2 separate regions of the Mus musculus genome follow, and region 1 is linked to region 2. Evidence: chromatin loops called from intact Hi-C (ENCODE). Cell type or tissue: left cerebral cortex. All regions are shown on one strand.

Region 1 (8,000 bases), 45 kb after region 2:
CATGCAGGCAAAGCTACTGTCCGCTTCCCACAGCTCCTTATTTTCCCAGCTATCAGGAACACTGAGTGATTTACAATTTTAGTCCTAAGCTCTCTTAACATTTGCCATCAGTAAGACTTCTGTTTTAAAGAACAGATGTGAACAAAACTAAAGAACTCTAGAGGCTAGGAACTCTTGCGTGTTCTTCCCATCCACCTGAGGTACAGCATCTACTGGCCTACCAGCGTTTTTCCTATTTCCATTGGCATCTCACCTTCTCAGTACTCATGGACCATCAGGCTTAACTGATGCTTTTGTGGGTCATTCCTTACGTCTAAGGTCTTTGAGGACATGGTAACATTAACACACACACCATTAAATCAGACCCACCAGAAGAGGGCATCAGATCCCATTACAGATGGTTGTGAGCCACCATGTGGTTGCTGGGAATTGAACTCAGGACCTCTGGAAAATCAGTCAGAGCTCTTAACTGCTGAGCCATCTCTACAGCCCCACTACTTCTCAGATAACTTTTAGTCACACACATCATTCCTTAAAAATCTAAATATATCCTATGAAAGAGCTGGCTTTGAAAAGTTTGATTATGTATCATTTTTAAAATGAGGCCTTTTGAAGGAACTGATATAATTGTACTACTTCAATGCTTTATAATCATGTGGGGAAGCTTCCTACTGAACATTTGCAGTTGGCAGGAAAGAGACAAGCTGTGTTAAGCAGCACCCACGGTGGCCCCAATAGGATAGGAATCTTCCAATCTATTTTCCTAACCTCCTTTCTTGAGTGTCAGCCTGGACAGTATCTAAGTTCCAGCAAGCAGGCTAAAAGAAAGACAATGGACCATCATTCCAAGATGAAATACAAATGGGCTAGAGAGAAGGCTCAGCAGTTAAGAGCACTTGATGCTCTTGAAGAGAAACCTAAGTTCAGTCCACAGCACCCACATGGCAGCTTACTGCCAACCTTGATGCTAATACTAGTACCCTGTTCTTGCCTCCATGGGAACCAGGCACTCATACTTTCAGAAAAAAAGACTCCTTAAAAAGATAAAAGTCTGTGACTACTTCTATGTTACTGGTCCTTCTCATAGGGACCCAACTCTTCTGCTTAGAGCTCTTTCTACTTGCTCTGGGGGAAGCCAGTGATATTTTACAAGGCCCTATGGAGAGAGCCAAATGGCCTAACACCAAGTAAACAAGAACACATGAGAACAATGTGAGAACACATGAGGAGGATCTTAGTGGATCTATCCCTCACATACCGTTTCCCCTCAAGCCCTGCAGCAGACTTTTGGATTGTGTAACACTAGCAGGTACATCACCAGCAGAGTAAAAGAGAACTAGAGTCAGATAACACACTACTAGGGCTTGAATCTAAAATGTCTTGCCCAGGTTCATGTTCTGAGCACTTGCTCATGGGCTGGTGGACTGTTCTGGGAAATTGTGTAAGCATTAGGAGGTGGGAGAGCCATCTATTGAGTTATGTCTGTTGAAGGTTATACCCACGGCCTGATTCCAGTCCCATTCTCTGCTTTGTTATCTCCCATGATATAAAGAGTCTCCACCACACAATGGCCAGCACTATACACTCCATCATGATTTCCCTACTCCAACAGGATGAAACTTTTGAAATCATGAGCCAAGAGAAGCCTTGTTTCTCTTCACTGGATTCTGCCAGTTTGGTGGCAGCAATGTAAGAATTAATTATACACCTTCCTCTCCAGCACTACGGTTTCTGACCCATAGACACCAAAAGATGATAAACTGCATACATATAGCCTCCCCACAATCTTCCTGTCCGGATCCCCTTTTCCACTTAAGCACTGAGTTTCTTAAATGAGCCTCTCGCAAGCCTTGTCAGAACGTTAGCTCAAAGGCACACATTTCATCTGGTTTGTTCCCAATCGATTATTCCAAGCATCTATTTGGACATCTGGCATGCAGAAGGCCCAAAAGTATTAGCTCAAAATCATATGAATGAATACAAACTATACTGATCAATGTTTTCTGATATGACCAAAATACAAAATAAGAAAGCAGTGAAGCATTATAAAATGCTAAATACTTCTGAATTTTTTTAAAAAGTGCCACTAAATCCCCCAAATACAAGAAACTTTATTTTTGTTTTACTATGGCTTCTTATTAAACTCACAAAATTTCCTAATTATAGCTAATTGAGGCCTATTACAAAACTATTTACTTTTTTAATGAGATACTTTATTTTAAAGAACAATTATAAAACTGGAGACACCAAACTAGCCCAAAAACTGCAGAATTAACAACTCATTCATTTAAGCCCTATACTAGTACTGTCAAAACAAAATGGATATAAATGTTTAATTTTAAATTTTCTAAAAGTCACATTAAACAAAAAGAAGTTAATTTCAGCACCACAGTTAATGTTATTAATATGTCCAAGACATTATCATCTTACATACGTAACCAGTATTTTGTGTATACATGCACAGTTACTGTACAATGTGTACATGAAGGCCAAAGGCCAGTGTCAGGTACCATGCTCAGGGAGTCTCCATCTATTTTTTTGAGACAGGATATCTACTCAATCTGGAATTCAACAATTCAGCTACACACGCTGGACAGGAAGAGCCCAAATCATTCTGTTTCCGCAGCAGCACTGAGATCGCAGGCGTGCCCGTCCTGCTCAGCTTATCTCTGTGCTGGGCATCTGGACGCATGTCTTCATGTCTGCACAGCAAGCATTCTGCAGACTGAGCATTCTCCCAAGCCTCCACTTTTCAAATGTACATACTTTATTTTTCTCAAATATTCACACTTAAACAAATTATTACAGTTAATAGCATGCCTCATTTTCAAATTTCAACTACTATATGTAGCTAGCGGCTACTGTACTGAACGGTGGACTTCGACATGGTTTTAGGTACCAGTGAAGTATAAATGCCCACTGCATTTATATTTAAATATCATTATCAAAAAGGGAAAACAATATTTCCTATAAATTTCATATTAATAAAATCCTAAGCTCTACTTTTTAAACATAGGACTTTATGAACTGGGGTACCCTGAATGAGCTAACAATGATCCTCCCAGAAGGTATCAGTTATTAAAACTCTCAGCGCTAGGGATGAGATTACAAGTAATTTGTAATTCCTCATAGTAATCTGTCAGGTGGTCATATGGGGGAACCAACACAGGACTGACTTGACTCTTGGTTGCCCACCATCTCTGGACTCTATTACTGAAGAGTTCACAATGTAGGACATAGAAAAATCATGCTGGAACTGGCCCGCAAACTTCCTCTTTGCTACTTAGTTTTCATGGTCTAATATTCAGGCCTCTGGGAGAGAAATGTCTTACCCAGTGGTAACTTTGCCCAACTGTGCTAGACCCAAAATGCTACAATATTGATCTGCCAGGCAAGATGTGCCCACTGGTGTATAATGTCATCAGCATTGTGGATGTAACCAAGTGTTTTCTTATTAGATTTGAGGCCTGCACCACAAGTGAATTCTTGCCTGGTGCTATAAACCTGAGTATACATTAGGAAGGACACAGTCTCTAAGGGGGAACCTACTACTCTTGTTTTGCTAAATGGATATATTGTCAAACTGTCTTCTAAGTATTTATGCTTTTAAAGATAGATTAGTGCTAATCTCAACTCTGGGAAAAGAAACATCTCTCTTTAGTGGGCAGCAATTAATGCAGACTCCCCTAAATAGGACACTGTTATCAGCCCCTCTCCTGAAGGCTCAAAAACCATCATAGAAAGTTAGAAAGACTGTTAAGAGCCAGAGAACGGGGAGGAGTGATGCAGTAGCCATGGGTGCTTGTACAAGACCCACATAAGATCAAGCAGGTCAACATTACCCACGGATGGGCTGAGACTCACAAAGGCCCACATCTACTTGATGAGTTGCTGGCTGCTAGATGAAGGTGTAGCAGTCTTTTTTGTTTTAATTCTGAGCTCATCTTGTAAATATATCAGTTGGAACTGGACTCCACAATTCTGCATTTTGATCCACTGTTGTTTTCTGTAATGGTTTCTGTCTGCGACAAAGTCTCCTTGATGAGGAGTGAGGACTATACTCATCTGTGAGTAACAAGATAACTCCTGCACCTAAGGCTCAAGAAAGAGCGGATTAAGCCATAGATAAAAACCTTAGAAATGGTCAGTTTGCTGTGAAAATATGTGTCCTAGAAATGTCAGAAGCTACCATCCATGAAGTCTCACCAATATGACTAGCTAAAGATGAGATGAATAGACATGCTAACAAGCCCATGAGCCCTCAATCCTAGACAAAGAACTATAGGAAAGCTAAGTTCGGGATAGTCTTCCCAAGGGAATAGCACACCTATTGATCATCAAAATAGCCCTGAAACATACATACATACATACATACATACATACATATATATACACATATACATACACACACACAAGTAGCATTATACAGACTAACCAAGTTTTATTATGTATTCAGGCATACATGCATAGCACACACATTACACACATACTATGTAACAACAATTAAAGAAAAAGAGGGCATGACTTTGAAAGAGATGGTACATGGGAGAGTTTAGAGGGAGGGGAAAAAGGGGGGTGGGAACTATGTAATTAAATTAAGGTTTCGAAAAATAAATAAAAGCTGGCCATGGTGGCACACACCTTTAATCCCAGAACTTGGGAGGCAGAGGCAAGTAGATGGATCTCTGTGAATTTGAGACCAGTCTGGTCTACAAATTGAGTCCTGGACAGCAGGGGCTATTACACAGAAAAACCCTGTCTCAAAAAAAAAACATAAATAAATAAATAAATAAATAAATAAATAAATCTTTAGAGACTGTCACTGTGAGGTAGCAATACTCTTTTCCCACATAGACTGTGCTAATCCACATGACTTGCCTTTGCCAATCTGATAGTAGCAAGCCCTGGCAACTAGAGGCACGGTAAACACTCCTACACAAGGACTTCCTGGGATGCTACCACTTGGAAGCCAGCTGTCAGGCAGTAATAAACTCCCACCCAGACTCCTGGATGACAGACATACAGAAAGAGAAATCATAAAATATAGGAAAACATCATAGCAATATATGCCAACTGCCACAGACGACCAAAGCCCATCCCTACAGTAACGAAAACATTGCCCAGCTGAGCCCAGGAATCAACTCCTCGTTGTTAACAGGGCTGTTTGCAGTGGTGTCTATAGAAGCGCTGGGAAGTGACACTGAGCAGGGCATGTGCTTGTGAAAGCCATGACTACGAGGAGTTTGTGTAACCAGGAAGCATGGGGACACTGCGCATGTCTGGAGGCTCAGCTATGGTTAAGGATTTAGAACCTGGGAGAATTTAAGGCTAGCCTAAGTTATTATACTTCACACCCTCATCTCAAAAAAAGAAAATTCCACAACTACCAATCTGTGAAGTCACAATTACTATGGAAAGGAAAGGGGAAGGAGGAAGAGGGGTGGTGAGAAAAGCAAGCAGAGGAAGTCAGAAAAGCCATGTAAATACAATAAGCAAAATCACAGCTTAAAAAAGAAAGCTAAAGGCACTGAGAACCAAACTGCATCCGGAAGAATCCGGAAACAGAGACTGAAGGAGAAGGCGGGCAAGAAGAGAGCCCCACCCACCTCATCACTCTCGTCCACTTCGATCCCGCCGTCCTTGTCGTCGTCCATCTGTTTGTGTATTGTCTGAAGTGCTTCCAAGCTAAACCTGTCTTCTTCAGTGAAGCAAGGTGGACTCAGCGACATACAGGGATCTGAAACAAAGCAGAGGACAAGGTTACCTTGTCACACTAGAACACAGATTATAGCTGGACGGAACGAAAAAGAAAAAAGAATCAGACTTCAGAACAAGACCAAGAACTTTTGTCTTACCAGAATACATTTGAACATCAAAGATATAATAAACCTGACTAAAACTAAGTAATGCAATTATCAATAGGCAGAGACACCTCAATTTTTCTAACACTTCCTCATCTTTCAAGATCTCTTTGTATCCAATATTTCTAAAGAAAAAGAGATTTGCTCGTATTAAGAAGAAAAAGTTAACATGGAATGGACAGGGTTCCTTTTGTACAACCCACTTTAGTTCAAATGAAATGCTGTGGAAACATTCAGAACAAGGAAGGAAGGAAAGTGTAAAACGGTTTCCTATTTATCATAATCCAAGCTTCTGTCTATCTGGCTTTTCAAATGTGTCCATTTTTAGATCAACAAGATTTTTTTCAAGAGACTTTTTTCAAATCTTATTTCTCATGTTTTCTTTAATATCTGTTTGTTGGTTAAACCCCTTCCAATACAAGAAAAACAGAAGATTATATTCAAGTTGTTAAAACTAGAGATCTCGGGCTACAGAAAGCCCGGGAAGCACGAGGCCCTGGGTTTCAGCCCCAGGACTATAAAAATAAAGTAAACTAATAAAAATGGAACACTATTTAGAGGGCATAAACCACATGAAGATCTGCAAAGGCTGAAGGTCGGTGGGCAAAAGGGTCTCTTCTGAGGCTGTGACTAGTAAAAGCCTATCTGCCAAGCAGGACAGTCCTGCACTCCTCCTCCGCACAGCCTACGTGCTGGCTGATACACTGAAAGATTGGTAGACATACTGCTATGATTTTACTAAGCCATTAAAACAGGGTTTAACTATAATATCAGTAGAAGCAGAGGTCTTCCTAGATGCAGTGACTTTAAGGTTTAACATAATCTGTGGCATTGCCACAGTGTGGTTATCGCATCAATAGTAAAATCTGGCCCTGTTGTAAACCGTCCACAGTTAACTGTGAACAAACCACATGTCAGTGGTCTTAGTTATCTCACTCATCTCTAAACGGAATCGAACAGGCCAGGTACTTACTCAGACTATAAAGTCTGAAGATAAAATTAAGAGTAACATATAACCTGGAAAATGCAAATACAGATAAAATTGGACCAGGCATGTTCATACATGTCTATAATCTCAGTACTCAGGCACAGGCAGGATTGTCACACATCTAGGTGACATTGCTAATGCTAGGACAACCAGTGCTATAGAGCAAGATCCAATCTCAAAATCAATTCCTGGACTGATTGAAATTAACTAGTTACTGATGGGTAACTATTTACTTGAATGTACTGCATTTTAAAAACTTAACTCATTTAAAAGAAACACATCAAAGTCTACTTCAAGGTCTAACTTGCTCATAAAAATCTTTCACAAGTACTACATAGTACATACTTCCTTCTCCAAAGTCCAGTCCATCAATTAAATAAATGTCATCTATTGTGTAACCTGCCATATTAGGCACTGGAAAAGTAACAGTGAACAAGAGAAAAACATTTAAACATATCCTAGAGAGATTATAAGATGAGTTAGTGACGGCCACAGACATTGTAGCAAGGGCAAGCAGTTGGGGAAAGGAAAGCAAAAAGTGGCTATGAAACGTTAATGTATCTGAACTTTTCCCATTCATATTCTCAGATCATTCTACCTAAAAACATCACTTTATACTGTACTCTACTAATCTGTGGTAGCTCTGTATATTATTATCTGTCTGCTCAGCTAAGCACAAAAACAGGGCAGGGACTACATTCCTCCATTTATCACAAGTTTATAACAACTAGAATTTTGCTGAGTAATATTTTAGGACTGGTTAATTCTGATGCTTCTATGCCCGTGAAAGGCAACGATTGACATTAGAAGTTAAAAAGACAATGCAGTCATTCGAAAGCTAAAAAGTATGATGTACTTTTTAAAGTTCACAATCTAGAGAGAAAGAAGACAGGCAGGTTCTGATATTATATTAGAACTATTAAGAACACTAGCTAGCTACATGATGTCATGATTTCAATATGCGCCCCACCCCCAAAGGAGCCTTGCACTGGAAACATAATCCCCAGAGAACAGTACTGGGGAAGGATCCTAACAGGGTGCTGGGTCATAAGAGCCCGCCCTCAGGAGCAGGTTCCTGCTAAGAGGAGCTCCAGGCTAACTTTGATCTTCTGCCCTCACTTGCCCTTCTTGCATTCCTCCCTCCTCATGCT
Region 2 (8,000 bases):
AGCTTTATAAAATCACAACTCTTCAAACAATCAGTATGCTTATTTGATCTATCTAATATACAAGACCTGCAGAAAGGCAAAGAAAACCACATATGGCTATAACAGGCTTTCCTTGTTGTGATTGATCTCCTGCTACTGAAAGAAAACCCCCCAGAGAGAAGGGATCCCATAACTTGCTTCTTCCATTTCCTTCAGTTAGGCCAGGTCATTGTCACTAGGCACAAGCTGGAGAATCAGTCACTCACAATAAAGCATTTCCTCAAGTATGCGGATTGTAATAAATTACTTTCATCAGTGGTCCATACTGCAGACAACTACAGTCTCGGGGGGGGGGGGGGGTCTGTTTAGATTTCTGCTTCTGAGAGGTTCTCAGGTCCGCCACAGTTTCATAGCTTTTCATATTAGAAACTAGTTTGAAAATTCCTATTTCTATGGCAGAAAAGCTCATCCTACAAGCCACATTTCCTTCATGGCTAGCAAATGGTTCTTTTTGGTTGCCTGTTCCTCTCTATTGTCTGCTATCTGCAACAGGAATGAGGCACACTGCACTCTGTATTGCTGAATGAGAGAAATACTAACGTGTCAGAGGCCCAAACAGAACCACATCCAGGGCTTTGAGTTGGAGTTTCTGTCTGTGACTTCGGTCGCTGATTTTCAACTGGGAAATCATAAATGAAGTTTCATGAACTGCTATCCTGTATATAGAAAAAATAATATGCAGTAAACAAGGTATTTCCAGTATATAAATTTCAATACACAAGCAACATATTTACCAGTTCACATACTGATTATCATTGTTGAAAGCTCATCTGTGATACTGAAAGCCTTCTGCAGGGTAATAATTGTACTGCTATATTGATGAGCTACTGTCTTCTGAAGTTATTTTCTATTATAACTTACTAAAATTGCAAAGTTTATGAAACTGAAAGTATTTTATAATAATTAACTAATAACTAATGTCAGCATTTCACTATCATTTCACACACACACACACACACACACATAAAAGTAAAATTACTAAGAGACTTACTAAATATTTTTAATAGATGTTAAAAACAGTTCTTACTTGAGGAGCTTTTACCTAGCAGCAGCTGAAAGGCTCTCACCACACTCAGTGTTCAACTGTTTCAGATGAACAATGTACACTGAAAACCACATTGAAGGTAAGAAGCCTTTTTGGGTAGGTTGAGGGGAGAGGGATTCACTCAATGCGCACTGCCTGGGCAGGTTAGAAGGAGGAGGTGAGAGAATACTCGGTAACTTGGGGGCCTGCTAAGTTGCTGCGTGCACACACTGATAACAAAGCAAGGTAAAAGGTTCAGGAAAGATGGTTCTCTGACCTCTACACACATGCACTGTCATCTGCACTCTAACGCCACAAACACGCACGCACACATACATACAATACGTGTATACACAAAGAATACATACACAATAAAATAAGAAAAAGATAAAGTGCTTCAAACAGATATATTTATAGTATTTGGTTTCTCCCATCAGCCCCAGCAGTATCTTTCAGATTTAGAATTGAAAGGTTGCATCTACATCTCATTTCTCAACGCCCTCTGGGTGACCACTGACCTGGGGAGTGTTGTTCCCTTCACATTATTATCCCTAAAATTCTTCTCATATTGTGGCAGTTCAACAAATTCTATTAACCACTGCAGGGTATCCTCAAGTGTCCAATTGTGAACTGTAACACAGAAAAGAAGGTATAGTTTAAAGCACACTGCTTTCAAAACTAAGATCTGAACACATCTACATATGGGAGATTAAGTTTTCAATTAGATGTAATAAGTGGTAGTAAAATAGCATCTAGCATCCTATGGTAAGCTGAAAATAGTGAGGCCCACCCCTGTTTTCCCAAATGTGTACAATCTAAAACAGAAAAAAAGACATAAAACAATTAGACAGACTGCAGTAAAACTAATTCTAAAATAAGCATTAATACAGAGTTTTTAAAGGATGAAACAACCCATTTCCATGGGTGTAACACCTTACTAGATATAGACTTGATTGGCACTTTACCTAGCCCATTAATGCATCTAATCAGAGAACCACCCCGTGAGAGTCAGGCCACTGTAAGCACTACAGCATACAGCAGAGAACAGATGGGGAACTTGTTTACCCCTGTGAAACCTAGGTGCCCTGGGCAAAGATTCAGGGGGGGGGGCAACTTAGAAATGAAGAAAGATGGGGGAAGGAAACATTTAAATCATGCTAGTCATTAAAAAATGGGAGGGGGTAAATGAGTGTGTGTGTGTGTGTGTGTGTGTGTGTGTGTGTGTGTATGTGTGTGTGTGTGAGAGAGAGAGAGAGAGAGAGAGAGAGAGAGAGAGAGAGAGAGAGAGGATGTGAATGAGAATGAATTAGGTAAGTCCTCTGGCTTGACTACATCAACTAAAGCCTACAATAAAAGCCATAGAATTCTGAAGATCTGATGTAATCTTGCTGAGCTGTGTTTGGTCTGTATTGTATTGTATTTTAGGAAGAGGCAGAAAGTCAGAGAGGGACCACATTAGGAAAGACTGGATCTGAACACAGGCACACAAAGATAGAAGCTTACTCTATAGCACTTTGAGAGCAACAACCACGAGCAAAAGGATAAACAAGAAGAGACCATAAGAATTAAGTTGGAGGCTTTTCTCGGCTTGCTTGTGTAAAGGGTAAGCTGTTCCAACGGAAGGCTTGAGAAATGGAGAGCTGCATGCTGTCTACACTTAATGTGACGACTGGGGAAAACCACAGCAGAGGGCAAACGGGGCTGAAGACAAGGAGGAAGTGGTAGGTGCAGTGCTGCAGATCCATCTGTGCACAAAGGCTCTAGGAAAAGAGCATTCTCATAAATTATAGAAAATGCTAAATGCACATTTGCATGCAATGTTTTCACACTGCCCTTTTCAATGATCTTTAAAGAAAAAACAAGCAAAGTATAATTAACTAATAAAAACCTTTAAAAACTGTATTGCTAAGTGGCAATTTTATACTGAGACAAAGCTCTTATGTTCTCTTTCTGACACATCTCTACCCTCACACCTGTATATGGGCTGAGCCTGCTGGAGCCACAGAGACAAACAAGTGAGGCTACCAGCCAGCAGCCCAGCCCTAGGGGCCTTCCGCTGAACCTAATCCAGTCAAAGTAGCCTTGTTACACGAAGGCTTCTTCCTTCTGCGATGCATTACATGGAGAACTGCCCTGTCTGAATGCCAAGAAACCCACAGCACAGCTGCAGTGCACACACCCACACAAAACTCTCAGCCAGGAAAACAGGATAAGATTCTCTCTGCCTTTGGATTTTTCAATAGCAAAAAAACCAGTCTAAGCAACCCAACACATCAAGTTTCCAAGGAGACCAGATTCAAAGGAAGAAATGCAAAAAAGCGCACGAAACTGTCCAGTCCTAATACTACTCGACCTGAGTGGACAGCTGTGCTGGTCTAAAATAGCTTTGTTTGTAAAACCAATTCTCTTTTGAATGCATCTTTAAAACAATACCATCCTATCATAAGACAGAGTTACTTGAGGGAAAGAATTGGCTTTCCACTTGATGTCTGGGTTCCTTGCAAACAGCTTTTCTTCTCATTACCAGGACATGAGAAGTTTTGTATTAGCTCCCTCTGCTCCAAATACTCTGCTGGTCTTTCAACCCCTACGGTGGCTCCTTTTTATCCGTCCTCAAAGACCTGATATGAAACCGGTTTGAATCCTATCATCTTCTGTATTTTTGTTGAATCTTCCTTTCTTAGCTAAATTCAGTTCTTCATAAGAACTTTTTTCCCCACAGAATTTAATTAATTTCAATCATCTAGAAGAGAAGGAATTCTTTTAACATCTGCTTTTCCACTAAAGGATGTATAAGTTCCTTACTGAGCACTCATGCACAGTTTGCTGGGTGCCACTTAACTACTGAAGTAGATGAGACTTAAAGAGTGAGTACTGTTCAACCTAGGCTTGTTTGCATAGGAGATCCCCAGTGACAAAGAGCGACCTGAAGCCGCCCCATCCCTCTGCCTACCTGTCACTGACTTTGGAATTGCTTACCAAGTATTTTTGCTCAAAACTGTGCCAATTGCTATAGGCTGACATTTCGGTGATTTTCAGCACACTTGGGAATGGAAAGAGACCGTTGCCAAGAGGTGTACCTGAGTCACAGAGCCACCGTAGCTCTTTAACTCAGGCTAAGTTTTTGAATAAACAGAGTAATAAACTGAGCTACTTTAAAATTCTGTCTTTCTGATTCCGTTATAACAAAAAAGGGCTGTTGTCTAAAGCACTGTAAACTGAACAACCAGCCCGGAACATTTCATTACAGAATGCTGACAGGGAAGATCGAATTCTAAAAATGGCTAGGACACCAATAAAAACTGTTGCTAACATTAACTATGTACTACATACCAGATTTATGAATGTTATTTCATGTGGACACTGTAGCAGCTCTGAAAGCAGTACATTTATTCCCATGCTGAGCCTACAATTTTCTCAAGGTAGAACTCTTAATTAGGTATAAACAAATTAGTAAATGGCCACAGTAGGTTTCAGAGCAAGCTGTTTTTAGAATGGCAGACACTGCACGATCTGCAGCTTCTTAAAGATGCCCTGTGTCCTTGTGGACCCTAACACTCTTCAGCTGAGACTGGCTTTCCCTCTCTTTTCCATTTGCCTGCCTTGTCCTTACTCTCTCTGACTCAAACTAAGAACTCCTTCCTCTAAACATTCTCCCAATGCCCAGTTCAATATTGCATTGGTCTCCTTTGTATTCGTCATCATCTATACATGGATCAACCGTGAGACAAACCAATATACATGTGATGTGACTGTCCTCACAACCTGCCCTCTGATGATGAACACTAAGAGAAGAGGAACTTAATTTTTATTAAAGTGGTTTGCATTTATTTTGTGTGTGTGTACGTATTTATGTGTATAGATATGTGCAAATAAATGTGCACATGTATGTTGTAAGTGTGGAGGTAAAAGGACAATTTTCAAGAGTCAGTTATCTCCTTCTACCTGCAGGTTTCAAAAGTCAAACTCAGAGTTGGCAGCAATCCCCTTCCCCTGTTGAGGCATCTCATCTGCCCAGGACTTATTATTGTCATCCAGCTAATTAAGGAGGTTTTTTTTTCTAAATACACACTTACACATCCATTTCGACATGTACCCTTTAGCTACTGAGAAATGTAGCTGCTATCTCTAGATTCTATAAAGAGACACCTGGCCAAGAGATCATACATTTGATTACACATGTCTATCAACTGATAACTAGAATATGAACTCTGGTCCAAACCCATTGTACTATAGGTAGCTTTTGATTCAAAACACCACACTAACACTTGAGATATTTTCTCTTAGAAATTTAGTGCTAATAGCATACAAGTATAAAATGTTACCAACAAGTAGTCTACTGTAAGCAGCTGCCTAAGTGGACTTGCAGTTCTAGAGATGTCCGGGATACACAGGGGCTACACTAACGTTGGAAGTAGTAACATAAAAGCGCAGGAGAGTTATGCTAACTTTTCGTGATAGAAGATATGCCTGTAAGTTGGGAGAGGCCCTCTAACAACCTGAGGATAATATTTCAAAGAGCGAATAGTTCAGGGCTTCCGTGCTTCGTTTTGTTGAAGCAGTGTCTCTGTCCTGGAGCTTGCTATGAAGCTCAGGCTTGGCCTCATACTGCAGAAATGCACCTACCTCTGCCTCTGCAGTACTGGGTGGTAGGAAAGGGATGGTGAACAGAACCAGAGCTCCAGGAGAGGTAGCGGAGGGTACAGGATACAGTAGAAAGACAGCAGCTGGAGATTCAAAGCTTTTGGGGTTTTTTGCTAACAAGGCAATTTCTGCAACAGTAAATGTAGTTCCTCGGTTGAACAAAGAAAGACGCTGTGTTGCATCAGCCCCGCCTACACTCTACTCGCCAGCCCTACCACAATGTAACTATTTTGGAACAGAACTTGAAAAAGAGGAAAACTAGGTCTAAGAAGTGAAAGCTTTTGGAAAGCATGGGGTGCGAGAATGAGAGTTAAGAGATAGGAAGGGGTGGACACAGCCTTCAACAGAGAGGCCACCTCAGCCCCGAGAAACAGCCTTCTAAGAATGCCATGGGCCACGCTCAGGACACAGCAGCACACAGCTGGGCTACAGCTGGATCAAACGCCCTAGCTGGCAGGGATCTCTGCCCCTGAATTCTTACCTACCTACTGGTTCGACAAAATAGCACGACATCTAAGCTGTCTTATTTTGCTAACTACCTGCTAGAATGTCGTGCCTTACTATATCGTGGGCGTCCATACTACACGAGATACTATTATATTCCACTGTAAAATTATCATTTTAAGTATTCGATGAAGATGTAACAATTCTTCCTTTGAAAAGAATCAGTTCTGTTCTGAATTGTCTACTTGTGGTCCTGGAGTTGTAATAAAAAATAAGCAATACTACTCTCAGGGTATCTCATTTCAAAGGCGCACTGGAGAATCCTTGGTTGTAGAAAAGATCCCAGAGGCCTAGAACATAATGAAAGCACTAATTTACACATGTCAGCTGTCAGGAGTGAAGAGCATATTGTGCTTTTGTTCCATTCCCCGACTTAAGTATACCTGATACTTACAAATCAGTGTGAAATTCAAACTGTAAGAGAATATACTATACAAATCACTTGTTCCTGGCATCCATAAAAATCAATCTTATAAATCCTATAAATTTTACAAAGCCAATGCAGTCACTAGCCTTAGAACTTACATTAAATTACAGGCCTGAAAATAAAAAAGTTTCTAAAGTCTCATTTAAAATTTAAGATAAAATTTTAGTTAATATTAGCCCTCCAAATCTTAAAGATGTTCATAAATTCATCCAAACAGTAATAGAAAAATAACTTCTAATCATAAAGCATTTGTGTATGTAAAGATACAGTGACAATTTCCAATTAACTATGCTAAAAGATTTCTATGGTAACATACTTCCCATGTTGAATTCTCATGAAATTCATCAATACTATGGATATTAGTATGATATATTAAAACTATATACATATATATTATATCAAAAATGATATTATTGTGACTTTTGCCTTATACATCAGGAAGCTATGGATCAGACAGTTTAGTAATTCCCCAATTCATACTCCAAGTAGGTAGTGCATATGGAACCAAAATTGCTGTGGGTGTCAAAGCTCAAACTATTGACTGTCGTGATCTTCCTCCTTCCCGTACCTTTTTTCATTCTGAGAAAATCTCAAACTACAGCCAAGTTCACTGTTGGCTGCAGCAGAGCTTGACCAGAGTGGATATATAACTCTGCCTAGCTATTAGCTGTTGTTGCATAAACAGTTACAGGCTTATGTTCTCAGTGTCAAGAAACAACTGGCAGAAGAGTTACTGTAGACAAGTGCACTTCTGCCGTGATTAGCTAGGACAGTGGGTCAGTTCTGTAAAACTAACTACACTATCTTCAATTATAGCATGAAAACAACCCTATAAAATACCAACAGGTTGGTATAGACACAAGGGAGGAAAAATCACAATGTTATTTAACATTGTCCATTATAAAATGTTCAGTGCTCGCTGTTCTGACATTTTTATAAAAGTCTAAAGACATGATGGCCAATGTTTGAAACAGTAGCATGTTTACAAATATATTCTAAAACAATGTACCAATACAGAATTTATTAGAATTAAATTCAATTTCAAATGAAAGACTTTCAAGTTACAAAGCCTCAGGAGTTCTCATTACACTGGCAGATGTAACTTCTCACAGGAAACTTCAAATAACCTAAGCTGTAAAAAGGCAGGGCTCTGCTAATGAATCTTTAACCATTTTTTAAACTTTACTAAACATGAGAGAAAGCAACTCCTTGTATAGAGGTGAAGAAGCTGCAGGCCTGCTCATCTCTTCTCAGTTGGTTCCATGGACTATGTACACTCGTCACTTGTGACTGACACCATGACAACCAGCTGCCAGAGAAAGGTTTATCTTTAGAACAGGGCCAGAATGTGAGTTCATAGTT

Evidence for each region. Hi-C counts contacts between places; a loop is a spot of excess contacts. Peaks named below come from ENCODE experiments on the same cell type or tissue, not always from the same donor. Only the 100,000 strongest peaks of a DNase experiment are listed, where the experiment ranks them.
Region 1: it touches region 2 in a loop (2.3-fold over the local background); 5 of 42 quality-filtered maps call a loop at or near these places.

Annotation. Positions count from the first base shown.
Region 1 is chr5:54,051,113-54,059,112 of GRCm38, reverse strand. It overlaps Stim2 (stromal interaction molecule 2), which reads right to left. Exons shown (of 12, transcript NM_001081103.2): 2 at 5,607-5,737. Among named protein-coding and RNA genes, the nearest start is that of Stim2, 57 kb to the right of the region's middle. In left cerebral cortex, no CTCF peak of the experiment used is centred here; a DNase peak (open chromatin) is centred at 4,978.
Region 2 is chr5:54,096,268-54,104,267 of GRCm38, reverse strand. It overlaps Stim2 (stromal interaction molecule 2), which reads right to left. Exons shown (of 12, transcript NM_001081103.2): 4 at 1,582-1,693; 5 at 580-695. Among named protein-coding and RNA genes, the nearest start is that of Stim2, 100 kb to the right of the region's middle. In left cerebral cortex, no CTCF peak of the experiment used is centred here; DNase peaks (open chromatin) are centred at 2,715, 3,218 and 5,897; H3K4me3 peaks cover 590 bases; H3K27ac peaks cover 1,566 bases.